Regions from separate parts of the Homo sapiens genome. Here region 2 is linked to region 1. A link is an interaction called in ENCODE POLR2A ChIA-PET data of the cell type or tissue named here. Cell type or tissue: MCF 10A. All regions are shown on one strand. Each heading gives the region's core, and the rest is flanking DNA. Links, peaks and the distances in the headings are about the cores only.

Region 1 (10,500 bases), core at 3,814-6,313:
TGTCCAAGTGTTCTCATTGTTCAATTCCCACCTATGAGTGAGAACATGTGGTGTTTGGTTTTCTGTCCTAGTGATAGTTTGCTCAGAATGATGGTTTCCAGCTTCATCCATGTCGCTACAAAGGACATGAACTCATCCTTTTTTATGGCTGCTTAGTATTCCACGGTGTATATTTGCCACATTTTCTTAATCCAGTCTATCATTGATGGACATTTGGGTTGGTTCCAAGTCTTTGCTATTGTGAAGAGTGCTGCAGTAAACATACGTCTGCATGTGTCTTTATAGTAGCATGATTTATAATCCTTTGGGTATACCCAGTAATGGGATGGCTGGGCCAAATGGTATTTCTAGTTCTAGATCCTTGAGGAATTGCCACACTGTCTTCCACAATGGTTGAACTCCCACCAACAGTATAAAATTGTTTCTATTTCTCCACATCATCTCCATCACCTGCATCACCTGTTGTTTCCTGACTTTTATTTTTTATTTTTTTGAGATGGAGTCTTGCTCTGTCACCCAGGCTGGAGTGCAGTGGTGCGATCTCGGCTCACTGCAAGCTCCGCCTCCCAGGTTCACACCATTCTCCTGCTTCAGCCTCCCGAGTAGCTCGGACTACAGGTGCCCGCCACCACGCCCAGCTAATTTTTTGTATTTTTAGTAGAGACGGGGTTTCACCATGTTAGTCAGGATGGTCTCGATCTCCTGACTTCGTGATCCGCCCGCCTCGACCTCCCAAAGTGCTGGGATTACAGGTGTGAGCCATCATGCCCGGCCCTGACTTTTTAATGATCTAACTGGTGTGAGATGTTATCTCATTGTGGTTTTGATTTATGCGGCTTGCTCTGAGTAAATAAGACTCTTGATTACCAATCTCAGGGTGAACATGAAATTAAAAATGTCCTCTTCAGTGTCATGGTCCTCTTGTTTCTGTCCAGTCTCAAAGGGCTCCCCACTCACTTCCCTTCTCAATTTTCTGAAAATCATATGTTCACATGCTCCTTCTTTAGTACTCTATACACAAGTTTAAGATTTTGATGAGCCCGTGCTTGTCTTTGACAGGTCTCCTAAGATCTTACAAATAATGATCATTCAATAAATATTAGTGGAATGAAAAAATGATTAAAATGCCCATTTTCAAGTAATGCACAAGGTTATATTCACCAAAAAGGATTTCCAGGAAAATCGTGGAGACAGTATAAACAATACACTTGATCTTAGCCAAAAAGCTGAGAAGCGATAAAGAGTATGAACAATAAGCAGCAAGGAAGATCACATACTGCTGCTCCTGATATTTTTTACTTTGGAGTATTTCCTAGGAAATCTGCAGAAAAAGAATAAGTAATTGTCCCACGGAAAAACAGCAAATGACTCAGTGATCTTGCACGTCTGTTCCAGATTGTAATTCCTAGCTAAAGGCTTTATCCGCAGATTGATGCATCAGAGAAGCCTGAGGATCTAACTTTCAATCTTGCCTCTTCTGCTCAAATACCTATTAAGAAGGAAGATTACATCTCGGCTGTTATAATGGCACTGGAAATTATGGAATTAGAGTTTTTTGGCACTAAAAAATTACTTGTATGGAAGCAATTATACATACTGCACCTACAAATCTTCCAAACCTTTAATACCTGAAAAGTTACATAGCTTCCAGAGAGCGGTTTAGAACTTAGTTATGGTGTTTGATATAAACACCTCCCAACACCCACTTTGCATATCATATGGCGAGTGTAAACTAAATGATTTCCTATTGTACATTGTTCATGTCCAGGCATAAAATTATAAGAGCTTCAATCTTCAGAGTCAAGAAAAAAAGCTAACTTAACACATCATCTTTAAGAATAAATGAGGTTACAAATCTACATTTGGAAGAACAGAATCTAGTCCATATGTACCAGATACCATTTTTTTTTTTCAAACTTAAACTCCGGATTCCAAAATGTATACTCTCTCTATATACTGAGGTAACAGCTTGTCAGAGAAATGTGGCAAGCAACAGCAGGACTAGCACAGCAGATGGGTAGTATTTTTATACTGGCTTTTAAGTGATAATGTGAGTTTACATAGGGTCATCCTAAATATTGTTTAAGTGCATGGAATGACTCGAGTCACTGTCTAACCTTGAGTAGGCTGTTTTGCTTTCAGTTCTTGTCTTAATTTCCAACCATCAAGGCTTCATCAAGAGAAATCTATCTTTTATTTGGAAAAAGGAGCTGCACAAATTTCTCAGAACCTCTCTTTTCAGATTCACATGTTTTACATTGCCATTAAAAACAATACGGAAGAAAAAAAAAAACTATAACAACTTTCCTGTTAACACAGTGGACTAAATCAGTCTCACTCAACAGGTCACAAATGGTATCTGTCCCAGGAAGAAAAACAAAAACAAAAAAGATTAGCACACTAGATGGTGAGGTTGAGAATACCAAGTTCTAATTTCAGCTCTTCTACTAACTGGCTTCATAGCATTTCTAAGCCACAGTTCCCACATCTGGAAGATGTGCTTACCAATAACTATGGTACAGAGTTGCTGGGGTGGGAGCTGTCAAAAGGGAATCTATGTAAAACTGCTACCAAAGATGTTTTTTTTTTTTGAGACAGAGTATCGCTCTGTCACCCAGGCTGGAGTGCAGTGGTGTGATCTCGGCTCACTGCAAGCTCCACCTCTGGGGTTCACGCCATTCTCCTGCCTCAGCCTCCCAAGTAGCTGGGACTACAGGCGCCCACCACCACGCCCGGCTAATTTTTTGTATTTTTAGTGGAGATGAGGTTTCACCGTGTTAGCCAGGATGGTCTCTATCTCCTGACCTGGTGATCTGCCCGCCTCAGCCTCCCAAAGTGCTGGGATTACAGGCGTGAGCCATTGCGCCCAGCCAACTCCTACCGAAGATTTTAGGACTCACATCCTTCCACCTTGTGCCTGAGACTATTTCACTTGTTGATAAAATGAACTTCTAACTTCAGTGTCAAAAGATTCCATGGATTTTAAATGAATCCTACGTAATCAGAGCAAAGTTTTTGTTCACAAATGAGAATGTACAGCAACCTCAAAATCTTAAGAAAGTGATAACTTTTATCACTGTTTTACTGTGTGCAGAAAACAGTGATAAAAGATATAAAATACAAACACTATTATATATCCACTATATAGTGGCCTCCTCTAAGGTAAGGTTTCCCCAATGGGGATGGTAGGTGGAAGACAGTAAGGCAGAAATTTTAGGATTTCAGATGGTATTAGGTACTATTACCTTTGAAAATCTCCTCTTTCTCCCTGCAGCATAACACAACCAGAAATGTAAGCACCCAGAGGGCAGGAATTTTTATGATTGTATTTACTCCTGACTTCCAGTGTGTGGACAAGTGATTGGCACCGAGTAAGCATTCAACAAGTATTTGATGAGTGACTGTTGAATAAATGATGGCTCCATGCAAGCATTTCTCTTTCCTTCTTTCCTGTTGAAAAATAATTGTTATAAAGAAATCCGTAAGGTATATTCTATTTCCCAAAGAAGGATATACTGTGTTTAAAATTAAGCATCTTACCTAAGTTTACACAGCCAGAGAATTACTGAGGCCAGATCCCACCCCAGACTTACAGTTTCTTATTCTTTCTACTAAGTTATACTGCCTTGATGAACCTTTTAAATCTAGAGGCATGGGTCTACTCCTGTGAACAAAGACAAGTCTGTGTGAATCTTTCTGGTCCTTCAACTTCCACACCGTTAAGGATGACATAATAAATATAATACTATAGAGCGTCACTGGCTAGAATGAGATCAAGTCATAAGTTAGGAAATGGTGAAGACTGAATAGCTTCTGAGGTCACTTGACTACAAATAGAATCACACAATTTTGCTTGTTAATTTGTAAAATACTAGAGAAATATAAATAGTTTATAACATTACAATTCTTAGTTTACAAGCTCCTTGAGTCAGGACACTTATGTTATTCATCTACTCATGAATGAATTGGCCAGTCCTTGATATTAGTATCTGGCAAAGTTAGTATTCTGAAATTGAATGACTGGATAAATGAATAAGAATGGCAAAATGTCAAAGGGATAAATGTAAATGACTGCATTTCTGACCAAAACACTAATTGTAGAATTATAGGATGGATCAGATCCTGCCAGATAAAGCACAGGCTAAGATAAAATTATATACTAAATGCAAAATTTTCCTAAAATGCAAACTTTATAGTTCCTCACTTACTTTGTTAACAAAACTGACTGATGTTACAAAGGAAAGGACAAGTTAGTCTCAAGACATGTGCTTTTAAAACTGTATTTAGGAACAAAAGAGTATGTTAGCTGGCCGGGCGAGGTGGCTCATGCCTGTAATCCCAGCACTTTGGGAGGCCGAGGCAGGCAGATCACGAGGTCAGGAGTTTGAGACCAGCCTGGCCAGCATGGTGAAACCCCAACTCTACTAAAAAAAATACAAAAATTAGCCTGGTGTGGTGACAGGTGCCTGTAATCCCAGCTCCTCGGGAGGCTGAGGCAGGAGAATCGCTTAAAACTGGAAGGTGGAGGTTGCAGTGAGCCGAGATTGTACCACTGCACTCCAGCCTGGGCAACAAGAGCAAAACTCCATCTCAAAAAAAAAAAAAAAAGAAGAAGAAGAAGAAGGAATATGTTTGCTCTGTTTAGAGAGGAAATTACAATTTTCTAATAAAACAACTACTCAGACAAACACATAGAAACTATGTTAAACAAAGTGATTTATGGAAACCATTCTTTCCTTTTTCCTAATATTCCAGTTTTTAGATTTTGTGACAATTTTATATTTTCTGGAAATTAATGATATTTTGGGTATTACGGGGTATTGAATGCCTGTAGCCCATTCAACACAGAAAAGGGGCATATACTTTACAAAAATATTTACCAACATTCAATTTCATTATAATGATAAGTCTAACAGCAAAATTTGAATTTGAGTGGAGCAACAGAAAACATAAAACAATACACCATCCTCAGAAAACCCTTAATCACACTCCATTTTTGTGCACTAAAAATCTAGACAGTGGCTCTCCAAAGACGTGGTCACTGAAGAAATGGATCCCTCTAGAGGGCGTACTACACTGGGTGTGTGGGGAAGATGCTACCAAAGTGTAAAGGCTGGAGACCTGGCACACTCAGGTCCTGCCATGTACAGGCCATCCCCACACAGGGAGGAACTCTCTTGCTTTCAATGCCGGTAGCACCAGTAGAAAAACAACTGGCTACACTCTAAGTTACTCCCAGTTTCCCCTAATTTTAGTCCCTGGTAATATTTTTATACCTAGCTCATGAAAAATCACTATTTGATCCAAAAAAATCAGTAACACAGAATATAATACAGAAGATATGGATAACCTCAACGTTATTTAAATATTTTTTGTTTCACATAATTAAAAGATTGTGGCAATGGGTCCATGTATCTCTTCTCTCTCTCTCCACACACACACACACACACAGACACACACACACACATACACATATATCCATCTTCCCCACCAATAGCTAAAGACAATACTCAGGAAAATGCTAAGGGTAAATATAATTTTTAAAAACAGTTTCTATCAGGCCATTGAGTAAATCAAAGTGTTAGAATACACAGGACTTGAACTTCACAGTTGTTTTATTAAAACCAGAAGTCTTTTGGTAGTCAAAGAAATAGGTGAACTTGAAACACCATGTGTAACTTTATTTATTCAAACAAGGCTATGGGATATCTTCTAGGTTTTACACATTTAGCGGCATGCCGAAATGAACCAGTAAGAAACACATCTTCACAGAGCTTTATCTCTAAGAGGGGTGCTAAGCCAAATGGGTGAATAACATTAATATGAAGGAAAAGACTAAAACTTTCATTAAAGATATACAATAAATGGTAATAGGATTTCAGAAAGAGGACACTTTTAGCTCAAGGATCTGAAAAAGCTTAGAGGTGAGTTGGCACTTAAAACCAAAACCTCATTGCAGCTCTGTCCAATTATGACAAGTGACAATATGTGGTTTGTAATAGGTTTAGTGTGCATATCAAGTGACATTTAACAGTATAAATTCTGTAACAGGTGTCCCCAATCCCCAGGCTATGGACTGATAGTGGTCCTTGGCCTGTTCCTAGCAGGTGAGTGGCAGGCGAGCCAGCATTACAGCCGGAGCTCCGCCTCCTGTCAGATCAGTGGTGGTGGCATTAGATTCTCATAGGGGTGCGAACCTTATTGTGAACTGCGCATGTAAGGGACCTAGTTTGCATGCCCCTTATGAGACTCTAATGCCGATAATCTGAGGTGGAAGAGTTTCATACTGAAGCCATCCCTACCCCACCAACCCTGGGTTCGTGGAAAAACTGTCTTCCAGAAAAGTGGTCATTGGTGCCAAAAAGGTCGGAGACCACTGCGTTACAAGGTCATTTGCCCAATTACAGTCCTGAAAAAATCCTTACTGCAGCTTTTCTCTTTGGGTCAGAAGATGGTAACACAGCATATGTTCTGAAAATATGCATAATATATATCATGTATATACAGACCGAATTTAATAGCCACTCTACCCGTTGGAGTTTTAAGTAGCGATGTACGTGACACTCAATATGACAGCATGGGAGGTGGAGAAAAGAAAAGTAAAAACTTGTTTGAAAGAGTTTTATCTTTAATTTATCAGGTACCAGGAGATTTTGAAGGCAAAAATAAACCCTCCTGTGGAAACATTTCATTTACCTAACAGCTTGAGATCTTTGCTGTGGATTATCTTTTATGTGACACTCCCCCATCCCTTTCTTGAGTCTGTATATGCAATTAAGGGAAATACAAAGCTGTAAATGCCAGACACCACAAGGCCCTTTAATCAGATCCAAGATGTCTCACATGGAAAGACCACCAGGCATCAACACACGTGCAGGTTACTGCACAGGCTCACATTCACACAGAGATGCCTTCCAATGATTTTAATCCCAGCCCCCACAGTTCATCATGTTTGTTTGTTTGTTTTTCTCCCCACTTGTTTCTTCTTTCCCTTTGGACTTTGTAGTGTCTTCTGTTCTCTTTGATGACAGTTTGTCAATTAGATGCATTCCATTCAGTTCAGAAGTTCATTAAATTCAGATAACATACTATTCTTGCAAGCTGACTGTGTTTATTAATGTAACATGTGACACAGGTAGTACAACAGGGAATTTGATCTTTTCTTCGCATTACTCAGACACCTGGAATAATGCATTGCATCTGCTATTCACTAAGGGACGTTATAATATTATTTACATATTTAAAGATTTCTGGAGAGTCACATGGCTTTGAGAAATTCACGAATGTGTGCATTGCACAAAGATAAATTAGATATAGGCAATATGCTGATTCACATATCTCTAAATAGCTTTAATTTTTGTGCCTGCTTTGCAAGGGGATGGAGAAGAAAAGGGGCAGGAGAGAGGAAATAAGAAGCTCTTTACATAATTAAGCTTTGGGTATTCAACAAGATGTTGGAACTATTAATAGCTACCATAAAGTCAATCTTTAAATTTAAACAGTAAGTCCAAAGTATTTTCCTCTATTTGTTATCTCATTAAACTGTTTTTTCTACTCTGCCTTTCTAAAGAATAAAAACAAACAGAAATGAAACAAATTCTATCAGGCCACAGTCCCTCACAGAACCTCACCAGCAGGAAAGATTTCCAAAGGCATGCAATGGAAGAACTGAGATGCAGCAAAGTCCATGGTATCTATGGGACCTCTGACTCTCCCAAATCTTAATAACTGTTTGTGCCAGTTGAACCCATCAGGATAAAGGCAGTTTGAAGCAGCCCAACGATGTTATATCACTTCAGGATAAATAAGGCTAGCAAGTTTAATTCAAGAAACATTGCTCAAATGCATATTACCTGCTGAGCACCTTGAGATTCTATGAGATGCATCCTTTCCCCTTAGGGAGCTTCCAGTTTAGGAAAAAATAGAAAAGCACTATGTCGCATAACTGAGAGAAAGTTTTAAAATATTTTTATTGTTTCACATAAGGACAGGATTGAGTCAACATTTCTCCCTTCTTTTCCTTTCTCTTCTCTCTCTTTCTGGTCACACTAACAGCAGATGTTGAAATGTTCATGTTTGTGCAAGTGCACTGCAATAACAGTCAAAAGCTTGACTTAAGAATGCAAAATAATTAAGCACTAACTAAACATCAGAATATTCCTTTTATATCCCCAAGTCTGCTGCCTATTAAATGAATGAAAGAAAAATGAGTTAGGAGTTCTCCAAGATAAATCAGCTTCCCTCAAGTTAGTCGCTTAAGCCTATTTGAAGACATGCTATAGATGAGGCAGGGTGCATGTCAAAAATGCATCTTTGTCAAGCGTTTATGAGAAGACAAGCCACAGAGTGGGAGAAAGTATTTGCAAACAACACGTTTAAGAAAGGACTATTATTATTGAAAATATCCAAAGAACTCTCAAAACTTAGTAAGAAAAACAACCATTAAAAATGGGCAAAAGACCTGAACAGACACCTCACCAAACAAGATATACAGATGGCAAATAAGCAAATAAGCCTGCTACCACAGGCAAAATCCAAAAGTCTGACAACACTGATACTGACAATAAAATTCTGGCCACAATGTTGTAGCAACAGGAACACGCATTCATTGCAGGTGGGACCGCAAAATGGTACAGATACTTTGGAAGGCAGTTTGGCAGTTTTTTACAAAACTAAACATACTCTTACCATACGATCCGGCAATCACATTCCTTGGTATTTACCCAAATGAGCTGAAAATATATGTCTACAAAGAAACCAGCACGTGGATGTTTATAGCGACTTTATTCATAATTGCCAAAACTTGGAAACAACTAAGATGTCCTTTAGGAGGTGAATGGATAAATAAACTGTGGACATCTATATAATAAAATATTATCCAGCATTAGAAAGAAATGAGTTACCAAGCCATGAGAAGACATGGATGAACCTTGAATGTATATTATTCAGTAAAATGGCAATATGGAAAGGCTGCATATTGTAGGGTCCCAACTATAAGACATTCTGATAAGGCAAAACTATGAAGCCAGTAAAAATTTCAGGGGTTACCGGGGTTGGGGGAGAAAGTAATAATAGGCAGAGCAAGGATAATTCTTAGGGGCAGTGAAAGTATTCCGCATGATTCTATGACGGGAAATAAATGCTACACACTCATCAAAGCCCACAACATGTACAACACCAAGAGTCAATGCTAATGTAAACTATGGACTTTGGGTGACAATTATGTGACAATGTAGGTTTATCGATTGTAACTAATGTGCCACTCTCGTCAGAGATGTTGATAGTGGGAAAGAATATGCATTTGTGGGATTTGTGGGGATGGGGGTATATGGGAACTTGCTTGTATTTTCTGCTCAGTTTGACTGTGAACCTTCCTTTTAAAAGTAAAATGCCTATTTAAAACACACACACACACACACACACAGATCTTTGGAAAACCATTTCACACTAGAGATGACAAGAAGTCATATGATGCTTACTACTGCAGCCTAAAATAGTTGAAAGAGAAGTTTAAGACAGAAATAATGAATTTGATTCTTGGTTCTGATTTTAACTAGCTATTTAACAACCCCTCTAAACATTGATTTCTACATGCATACAATGGGAACAAATATTTACCTGAAAGGAGTTTTGTGACTATGAGAATAACATAATGAACACACAAATATTACACACACCTCAAAGCATGTACACATTATTGAATGTTTTTGCTTTTAGATAGGTTGAAGCACCTTCTGCAAAGAATTGGCTCCCCAGATCTTAGGTTTTCTGTTTGCATATGCCAACATTGAACAATATCATGCTGTTGCAATTATTGTAGGTAAACAAAGTTGGGGAAGGAGTCACAATCCTGTGATTGGTGGCCTTAGGAGCATTTTCACACATCAGGAGAACCAAGGCAAAAGTAAGGAGAGAATGTAAAACCAAAAAGCAAATCTATGAGAAATACGGGTAATAAATATGTGTAAAACTAAAAAGCAAATGAGAATTTAAAACTAAAAAACAAATATGTGAGCTGTGCTCTGTGCCATTCCATTCATTTTATTCTCTCGTGCTTACGCTTTAAAGGACCTAACCAATGTAGTTCAGAATAAGCTCACTCCTGTTACACATAAAGTGAAAACCATTTGGATGAGAGACAAAGAATGAGGAGGAAATGGATTGGGAACAGTAACAATTACAAGCAGAGGGCATATAGATTGCAAAATAGTTTCCTATTCTTAAATGATGTGTGTGTGTGTGTGTGTGTGTGTGTGTGCATAGGATCTAACCCCACAAGGAGAACTAATAGTATAAAATGAAAATGGAATAAGCTAATCAAATATTCATATGCACAATGGGTTCCATGAGAGAAGGCTGATAGCAAGATCCCTTGCCAAGCTGCGAGTTGGAGCAAGGATTTGTAGCAATCCGTGGGGAGTTAGGAGCAAGTCTCTGGCTGCACTTCTGTGCTGTAGTGGATCCCATCCCAAGCTACCAACTTGCCTGCTTGCCTGCCAG
Region 2 (10,500 bases), core at 4,984-7,483, 150 kb after region 1:
TATGATGTTGTGTTATTTTTAAAGAAAGTACTCAAAGAGTCAATTTAAGAAATTTCTGCCAGTTGACTAATACATGTTGATATTAAATAAAAAGGCAACTTAAATCATTGACTCTAAGAAGATCAAGAAAGAATAAAAGGGCCGGGCATGGTGGCTCAGGCCTGTAATCCCAGCACTTTGGGAGGCTGAGGCAGGCAGATCATGAGGTCAGGAGTTCGAGACCAGCCTGACCAACATGGTGAAACCCGGTCTCTACTAAAAATACAAAAATTAGCCAGGTGTGGTGGCAGGCGCCTGTAATCCCAGCTACTCAGGAGGCTGATGCAGGAGAATTGCTTGAACCCGGGAGGCGGAGGTTGCAGTGAGACAAGATTGTGCCATTGCACTCCGGCCTGGGCAACAGAGCAAGACTCCATCAAAAAAAAAAAAAAAGAGAAAGAAAGAAGAGAGAGAGAGGAAGGAAGGAAGGAAGGAAGGAAGGAAGGAAGGAAGGAAGGAAGGAAGGACGGACGGAAGGAAGGAAGGGGAAATAAGCTCTCAGGTGCAGCATGTTCTTTCTGATAAGAGTAGAATATCTGGGAATGGCTGTGTGGAGATGATTGTGGGCTGCACTAACCTGTGGAGGCCGAGGCTTATAGGGGGAGCTGCACTCAAGGTCAGCCAAGATGCTGGTCAAGGAGTCAATCTCAGCGTCCAGGCTGGAGCGCCTCTCCTCAAGTGTCTTGCCTCCGGGATTCCCCTGTTGGAAGCAACACAGACATGTTAACAAAGGAAATTTCCCTTGATATCATTATAAGTTCAAATTTCTCAAGTTATAATGTGGCTTTGTCCAAGTTTTTCTGCACCTCTTTTTTTTTTAATTAAGCTTTCATAAAATCTCAGTGAGGTAGGCTGAGATAGAATTATCACTTTATGACAGATATGAAAACTGAAAAATAAAAGATGATTTTTCTCAGGTCACACACTTATTTAGCAGTTTTGTCGTTGTTGTTGTTTAAAATAAGTATACAAGTAAAGGAAAATAAATGTCTCCATTCCTGCACCTAAAGAACAGAACCAGCTGAAGAGAGCTCACAAGCACTTGGTGTTTAGACACCACTGCCTAGAATAATATTTATTGGAGTAGCAAGGAGCAGGGAAGGAACACGGACATTCCAGAAAGAGGAATCAGCACTTGAAGACATTGGAGCATGCCAGTGCTTGGAAGTCTCAGGTCCAGGGGGTATTAGGTATGCATGTGTGCGAGAGATGGCAAGACCCAAGAGATGCACCTAGAACATGAACTGGAAAGAGACCTCTTAGGGTTCTGCCAAGGGGCTGCAGGGGAAGCATGTGGCAGTGAGCATGGACAATGAAGTCAGGATCTCCGGATTTCCTATGTCAGAACCTCGTATTACCTGCAGTCAGAATCAACAGGAGAGTAGAGGACAACAACATCGACACAGGGTGTTTCCAGGAATTATGATCAGGTTTGGGAAAAAGAAGCAAAGAATCTGTCTGGATTATAAAGTGAGATGACCCTAGTATTTGGAGGCAGGGTGAAGTAAAAAAATAACCTTTTAAAGTGACAATTTAATAATGATCATATATGAATATGGAAGAAGCTCTTAAAACTTCATTAAGAGACCAAAGTGTATCTTCAGCAAGACTCAATGGCAATACAATAGTGGAAAGTTACAATAATCTAATCAATTCTACTGGACTTGTCTAAGGACGTAAAATATCAAGAGAGTATCTAGTGTCTGCAAAAGAGTTTAGAAAAAGCATTAACCAACCAAGAAACTAGAATATCTTCAGTAACAACAACAAGTAGCGTGCCATGACAGGCTAGCACTAAATCTTATAACCCTTGAAGTCAATCTGTCGTTTTAGTGAATATGTTGAAGCAAGCGTAAAGGGTAATGGCCTGTGAAGACCACTAGTTCCGTATGCCCTAGTAGCTTACTCACCAAACCACCTTACCTGAGTCTTGGAGCTTATTTAACTATCTGTGTAAAAGAAACATAAAGGGATCTGGTGTTTTGGTCATTCTTTTGGGAACTTAGTCAGCTTGAGTTAATCCTTCCTGGGCCTGATTTCTCTCAAGCACAGTAACATCAACTGTCTATGAAGTTGTGGCCCAGGTCCTTGGAGCCAAACCTACTTCAAGAGGCAGTTGGCTTCCTTGTTTGTGAGCCCTCTTTAAACATGGATTTCAGGACGGGCGCGGTGGCTCATGCCTGTAATCTCAGCAGGTTTCGAGGCCAAGGCGGGTGGATTATCTGAGGCCAGGAGTTCAAGACCAGCCTGGCCAACATGGTGAAACCCGTCTCCACTAAAAATACAAAAATTAGCTGGGTGTGGTGGCAGGCCCCTGTAATCCCAGATACTTGGGAGGCTGAGGCAGGAGAATAGCTTGAGCCCTAGAGGCGGAGGTTGCAGTGAGCCAAGATCGTACCACTGCACTCCAGCCTACATGACAGAGCGAGACTCTGTCTCAAACATACATACATATATGTATATACACACACACACACACATATATGTCTCAAACATATATATATACACACATACACACACGTACACACACATACACACACACATACACATATATATATATATATATATATATATATATATTTCATATTATCACATTATCTAAAACAGCCACCTTATGATTTTCTCCTTCTGGATGTATTATTATGACCCCTCTACATCACGTCATGTTATTCCCCTACCCTTTTAAATCCATTTTTAAATAATATCTGCCACCATGTGTATTTTTCTGTTTATTTTCAGTCTCTCCCCTAGAACATATAAGCTTCATGAGAAGCTTTGTCTGTTTTGTTCCTGTTTCCTTGGACTCTCTTTCAAGACCTAGCCCAAATAAGTGTTCAGTAAGTATTTTTGAATAAATAAATCAGTGAATAATGACAGACTGTGACACAGGCAGTAACCTTTCTCATAGCACTATCTTTTGGGTAAACACAGTTAGAAGTACAACAATAAGCAGTGGATACTCTAGAATTTGATATAAAAACGGAACCAAAGAGGTTCAGTGTCCATCTGTGTGTGCACACACACGCTCACACTGGTAACTATGTGTGTATCATCAAGCTGGACGGCCCAGATTTGAAGGCTAGCCTTGTGAAATTGATAGATTTTCTTCAACTCTCTTGTCATAGCCAAAAATAGAAAAAGAGTGACATGACAGGTTGGTTGAAATTTAGACTTTTCTGAGTCTGAATTTCCAGTCTGATTAAACTGTTTAAGGCCAGCAGGTCTGTATACTGGAAACAGATGTTTTCAAGGTGCTAATCCCTCTATCAGAGGAGATTTCATGTTTATATCAAAGGGCAGTAATAACTATGAAACACTGTGGTATTATTAAGAAAAATTCCATTTAACATTTAAAATTCATGTGAACATTCTGGGTAATGGGGGTCCTGGTACAAGGAAAGACAGGACATTATTGTTTTGGAATGCAACTAAAAACTGAGTAAAGTTGATCCTCTTGTGCGCAGATATAAAATATTATAGTAGACATAAATTTGGTAAGTGTATTTCCACATACTCTTAGATAGTCCAATATATTGGCAAGGGTGGTAGAGTGTTGTCTGCTTAAATCTTTCCCTGGGCCATAGTTTTCTCATCTATAAAATGAAGAGAATATCACATGTTCTATCTAAGCCAGGGTGATGTTATAAGATTTAGATAAGAAAATGGATGGGAAAATACTCTGTAAGTTGTAAAGTGCTATAATTATGATGATTTTCCTAAATAGCATTAATTATAGCAACCAGTAACTATAAATTAATATGAATAATATAGCTATTGTTAATTATTCTTCTTCTTGAGGGAAGCATCATTCATTAAGTGTTCCCTTGGGGTATTAGTAAAGAGACAGGATTTAATCAGGTCTTCTACATCTGTACTTTACTGAAGCAGAAAGTACATCAACTGACTATGCCTGAAGTCACTGCAATATCTAACCACTGAGACTCAACAAGTCACAGAATTACCCTGAACTACACAATAAAACAAGTAATTATGATATGCAACCAGTCTGTGCTTGTAAGACATCAATTAGTTTCCAGGGTCCTTATTCTCCCTACCCTCTAAGTTCAGACTGCTCCCTATTTTCAGTTTCTCAAATTAGGTTGATGCAATTTATCACAAGTTCCAGTCTAATGCTGTGTGATTTTGCACAAAAACTGGATAACAGGGGAGCGTGGGGTGAGAGGGGAGAAGATTGTGCAAATACTATAGTAGCTTTACTCCTACATTTCAATTCCATTATGAATTAGAATAGGCCTTTTTTTCACTCTTGAGTCTCAATTTTATATCTCAGTTCAAATAACTGTTGTCCTGCCCAAGTCCTGCCACGAATCTGTAGATATTCATTTACCTTTCGATTTAGGGGATCTTGCTACTCTCAATCCCTTATAGTAGATACCAGGATCCAAAGTCCTATAACCAAGCAACAGAATCCTATAGACTTACCAACATGTCTTTCTCCTAACTCCCTATCTTTGTAGCTGTGCTAGTTACCTGACTGGTAAATGACCTTCCCAATGCCAGCAACAAGGAAGATTCTCCTGACTAATGCTTTTTCTAGTTACCACCACAAACTTTTATAAAGTAGTTAATGTAATTATAACAATCCCCACACTCTTTAACCATCACTAGAGAGATTTCAAAGATTACATCGTCTTAGTCTGTGTTCTGCCAAGAAAAACAATGCCTGTGAGAAAAGCTCGCATGTTGGCCATTTATTTTGGGAATCAATTCTGAGAAACAGTACTGAGGGACTAGAAGGAGTTAAGCAGAGAAGGAAGGAGATATGGTTTGGCTGAGTCTCCACCCAAATTTCATCTTGAATTGTAGTTCTCATAATCCCCATGTGTTGTGGGCAGGACCGTGTGGGAGATAATTGAATCACGGGGGCATTTTCCCCTATACTGTTCTCCTGGTTGTGAATAAGTCTCACAAGTCTCAGAAGTTAAATGGTTGCAGAGAAGGCCCGGCACAGAAAGTGAGTGAAAGGTGTTGCAGTTGAAGCCAAGTGCTACCAGGTCACACCTGTGCAGAGCTGATCGCTGTAGCAGCTGCTGGTACACGAAGGTGGGAGGGGAAGATGCGAGGTGGGGCACCAAAGGTGTCTACTGACAGCGTCCCTTTACCAAGGACCACAAAAATCCTATGAATAAACCATTCGAACATGTTATTTTTATATTTATTTTTATGCATTATCTGAATACATATGTGATAAAAAGCTCACCAAACCACAGTTGGGACTTATTATGACTTGACAAATCATAATAAGTGCTGCCAGCAGAATTATAGGATGATGACTCCCCCACTGTAAGTACATAAAGACAGTCCAATAAATAGCCCAGAACCAAAATGTACAGCGTGTGAATGAAATGAACTTAGGCCATTATCAAGAGTCTGATTTTGAATGGGTCATATTTCAGGCCAACTATCACTAACCCACTAACTACAGGTGATAGACGAGGAGTACCAGCAATTGGTTATGAAAGAGCATTCATTTGTATTTATTTACTTTTTCATTCTTTATATCCAAAAAATTTAAATTCACAGAGAAGTTGAACAACTATTAAAATAAACTCCACTCACCCATCCTTCACCCAGATTCATCAGTGGCCACCATTTCATCACACTAGCTTTCTGTCTACATAAATTAGATTTGCTGTTGCAATTGAACCATCTGTAAGATGTTGCAAAACCACCCCCCGACATCCCCCATATGCACCTCAGTTTGCATCTCCTAAGAATTTCTAATTTTTTCAAAACCATTCTCACACTGGAGAAATTTAACATAGAAACAGTATTATCTAATATCACCCATACTCACATTTCACTAGTGGTGCCAGTAGTGTTCTTTTATCTACTGTTAATTTTCACCCCAAATCCAAGGATCACATCATAAAATGATATGTCTTTTTATTCTCTTTTAATTTAGAACAGGCTCCTAGCTGATTTTTGATTTTTATAAAGCCAACTTTTAAAATAATTCTGGTCAGGTGTCTTATAAAAAGTCCAACCAATCTGGTTTTTCTTGATGACTGGATTCAGATTAAATAAGTCAGGCAGGAATATCACATGCGTGAGGCCACATCCCTTCTGCTGCATCCCATCAGGAAGCTCAAGGGTCAGTTTGGCCCATGCTTGGTGATGCTGAGTTTGATGACTCGATTAAGGTAGTGTGTACCAGATTTCACCATTTTAAGCATGACTGCATGATTTTTAAATTAAAAATAATCTGTGAGGTGATATTTTGGGGCACTGTGAGTATTCTACTAGTCAAAAACCTTTCACCCACCCAGTGGTTTTAGTGTCCATAGATGATCTTTGCCTGAACTAACTATGGCCTTAATGATTGTGAAACGGGATGAAAATAAACATATCTTGCCTAATACGTTAACGATTTATTTGTTCAGTATTCATTTCGGTTTCAAGGTAGGGGAGCAGGACTAACTGAAAAGTCCTGTGCTATGAAAAAAAAATCAGAAACTTAATCATCAAGTAAAAACTGTTACATAGGAAAATCTTATCCAGGATATTAAAGGAAACAAAAGGCCAAGGGGAATGGTCTATTTAATTAAGAAACAGTCTCCACCCTTGGATGTTTATATACTAGAATTAGATCCAATGCCCAGCGTCATACTCAAAACATACATGACCATGAACTAATCTTCAACAACCTTCAGAATCTCTGAGGTAGACAACCATACTGACACATTATAGATTGTGAGTTCAAAAAGCCGGAATTTGAATGTGACTGCTCAATTACAGACCTGAGAAAGTAACCACATAATCCTATTTTTTTCAACTGTGCTTCACAGAGCTCAAGGAATGTCTTACCACTGATCCCATATGGAAAACAAAGAGGTTCCCAGACCCTACCCAAGCTTGAGCTTCCTTTTGTGATTAATTAGAAAAGCTTTCCCTGATAACTTAGGAATATAAAACTGTCTTAATTTAGTAAAACCTAAGAGGCTAATAATACAAAAATTACATTGTGTTTACATACAACTTTTCTTTTCAATGGTAGTTTCATTTAAATTTAATAATACAACAGGAATTTCACTGTATTTTTTTTCTATTATGGTCAGTAATGTTTATTACTCTCTTCTTTCTAATATCAGTGGGGGAAAATGGTGATAACTAAAGGAATTTTGAAAGTGTGTGCTTTTTAAGTAACAAAACACACTATGTTTGTTAGTCTGTTTTGCATTGCTATAATGCAAAACTTGAAGCTGGGTAATTTATAAAGAGAAGAGGTTTATTTGGCTCATGGTTCCGCAGGCTGTACAGGAAGCATGGAGCTGCCTTCTGCTTCTGGTGAGGGCCTCAGAAAGCGTTTACTCATGGAGGAAGGTAATGGGAGGCAGCATGTCATATGGTGAGAGAGAGCGGAAGAGAGAGCGAGGAGAGGTGCTATACTCTTTTAAACAATCAGCTGTCCTATGAACTAACAGAGAATTCACTCTGTATGACCAGTACCATGGGGAGGTCACTGATACAGTTTTGCTCTGTGTCCCTATCCAAATCTCATCTTAAATTGTACTCCCATAACTCCCCATGTTATGGGAAGGAACAAGGGGGAGATAATTTGAATCTTGGGGGCAGTTTCCTCCATACTGTTCTCATGGTAGTGAAAAAGTTTCACGAGATCTGATGGTTTTATCAGGGGTTTCTGCTTTGCATCACCCTCATTTTCTCTTACCACCGCCATGTAAGAAGTGCCCTTCACCTCCTACCATGATTCTGAGGCCTCCCCAGCCATGTGGAACTATAAGTCCAATTAAACCTCTTTTTCTTCCCAGATTCGGGGATGTCTTTATTAGTAGTGTGAAAACAGACTCATACAGGCACCAAGCCATTCATGAGGGACCTAAATACCTCCCACTAGGCCACATCTAAATATTGGGGATTAAATTTCAACATGAGATTTGGAGGGGACAGATATCCAAACTATTTCTATCTAGTTTCTCTTGAAAGTGTAATCATTTTGTTGTAAGTTAGATCAATCTTTTTTCCATCATCTGTCTTTGATGAAATTGGGGAAACAATCAATATTTATTTGTCTATAATCATTTGTATTAAGTAATTTCCTCAAAGTATCCCTAATAAAAAAGAATACTGGTGAAAGCTTTGGAGTCAGGCTGTAATACCTGTATCTCCCAATTGCTGGCTTTGTGACCTTCAACAATTCACCTGAGCTCTCGGGTCCCTCATGCAGTTGTAAAAATTAAATAGGTTTATGCATGTCAAGTAATATTCACATAATAAGCATTCAATAAATGCTAGCTATTTAATTGTTACTTTGACAATAGTCTCAAAATAAATGCTTCTGTTAATAGTCAGGCAATTGAGTATGTGACTTTATAAAGTACTTTGATCAAAAGTAAAACTAAGTTACTGAGAGGCTTCAGTAGATGGGGCTTCTATGCATCTGAACATGTGTAAGGGTGCCAGGAATTAACCATAAAGAACACAATCCTAGATCAGTGTTTTTCAAACATTAGCCTATACAGAACCACCAGGAGGACTTATTAAACCTTAGATTACCAGGCTGTACCTGCCACAGTTTCTTATCTGTACATCTTGGGTGAGGCCCAAGAACTTACATTTCTACCAAGTTCGTAGGTGCTAGTGATGGCGCTGGTATGGGGATGTTCTCAACATCCCCAGTGATGGTGCTGGTCTGAGTCATTCTCAAAGTGAGGTGTTCTCACTTTGAGAATGACTTTTCTAAGTGGATTTCTAACACAATGAACATTTAAGTGTGTGGGGCAGGGGGAGTAAGGGTGGGTACTGAGTGAATTTATAGTTTATTTCCCTTAAAAACAACCTATATTATGTCATATATATGGTTAATGATGCCATGAAAATACCAATTGACACACCAAATAATAGCTAAGAGGTATTTGGATAAAAATAAAAATGAAGACAGTAACATTTCTATTTAATATAATCTCTCATGCTGTATAGTAATATGAGCAGCCTCACCAAACGGATCCTGGTAATGTTCAGTGGACACAGGCCGTATTCAGTAGTGAGAATTGCAGAAAATATGATCTATTTTATCTAATAGAAATATCATTTTATGGAAAGAGATACAAACTGTTGTAAGTTAGGGAAAAAATGAATGCATTCCTATTGGGATGTGTATCCTCTTTCCCAGTCATTCAGTTGAAGTGTTTAGCTTTCCAAAAACCTTACCTATCTATCTCCCCAAATGTACCCTTCTCCAGGGGAGGAGGACTTACAAATAACCCACTAACTTGATAACTGACTCCTCTTTGTCTAATTTTCCATGACACCAATGTTCATAGGGTAACTCTCATGATGGATTTGAGTGGATGGCTTTTCTCCCATGCTGCTCTAGAAAATAGTTTATGCTAAGTAGTATGCAGTGTAAAAAAGCCATGATACCCAACCTTGAGGAGTTTATATATATGTATTCTACTGAAAAATATCACTTGCACTTTTGCCTAGAGATATCAAATTCACTATGTTATTTGATACTCTTTGTAAAACTATGTGGAAGAGACACAAATTTAAAAACAAAAACAGTCCCCTTCCCTAAAATCCTTCTTATCTAATGGCCAACAGAAATACAATTCAACTTTTCTAATATGCAAAACCAGGCCTAAACTCAAGTCTTATTAATATCCGAGAAGGACATCTTCTCCACATGTTAAAGGCAGTGGGAAAAGTTGTCGCAAAAGCTGTCTTGGGAGCAAACACTAGAGCATTCATAAGGGGGAATACATTTCCATAATCTGAAGTGCAATACTGGCTTGACAACTGAGAACACAGCATTAAATAAACAAGAAATAAGGTAACAACAGAAGACAAGAGTTTTTCATGATAAAGCACAAAAACGTTACATTAGGCCATTTTTGCATCACTATAGAACAATAGCTGAGGCTGGGTAATTTATAAAGAAAAGAGGTTAAATTGGCTCATGACTATGCAGGCTATATAAGAAGCATGGTGTCAATATCCAGACAGTTTCTGATGAGAGCCTCAGGAAGCTTATAATCATGAATGAAGGCAACAGGGAGCTACCATGTCATATGGCGAGAGGAGGAACAAGGCTTGGGGAGAGGTACCACACTCTCTAAACAACCAGATCTCGTGTGAACCCAGAGGAAGAACTCACTCATTACCAAGGGGATGGCACTAAACCCCCATAAGAGATTCACCTCTGTGATCGAGTATCTCCCATTAGGCCCCACTTCAAACACTGGAGATCACATTCTGACATGATTTGGAGGGAAAAAGCATCCAAGCCGTATCAAACGTCAACATAGAACATAAATGCTACGCTTGATAAATGCTTGAATTTTTTTTCCTCACAATTTACATTATTTCATCCTTTTCAGCCCTAACACACTCACCCAGTGTTAGCAATGTTTGGCCAACCCAAATCTCCTTTAAAGGAAATGGTCCTGCCCCCATTCTTTGTTGCCAAAACAGCCATGT

The links. ChIA-PET counts read pairs that join two places held together with the same protein. Peaks named below come from ENCODE experiments on the same cell type or tissue, not always from the same donor. Only the 100,000 strongest peaks of a DNase experiment are listed, where the experiment ranks them.
Region 2: POLR2A ChIA-PET joins it to region 1 with 5 read pairs; 3 of 35 experiments call an interaction of 5 or more read pairs at or near these places.

The regions. Positions count from the first base shown.
Region 1 is chr3:188,659,569-188,670,068 of GRCh38, reverse strand. All of the region lies in intron 7 of LPP (LIM domain containing preferred translocation partner in lipoma), which reads right to left. Among named protein-coding and RNA genes, the nearest start is that of MIR28, 24 kb to the left of the region's middle. In MCF 10A, for the core only: a CTCF peak has its summit at 5,094; a DNase peak (open chromatin) is centred at 5,068.
Region 2 is chr3:188,514,904-188,525,403 of GRCh38, reverse strand. LPP (LIM domain containing preferred translocation partner in lipoma) reads right to left here. Exons shown (of 12, transcript NM_001375462.1): 6 at 617-739. Among named protein-coding and RNA genes, the nearest start is that of LPP-AS1, 49 kb to the left of the region's middle. In MCF 10A, for the core only: no CTCF peak of the experiment used is centred there; no DNase peak of the experiment used is centred there.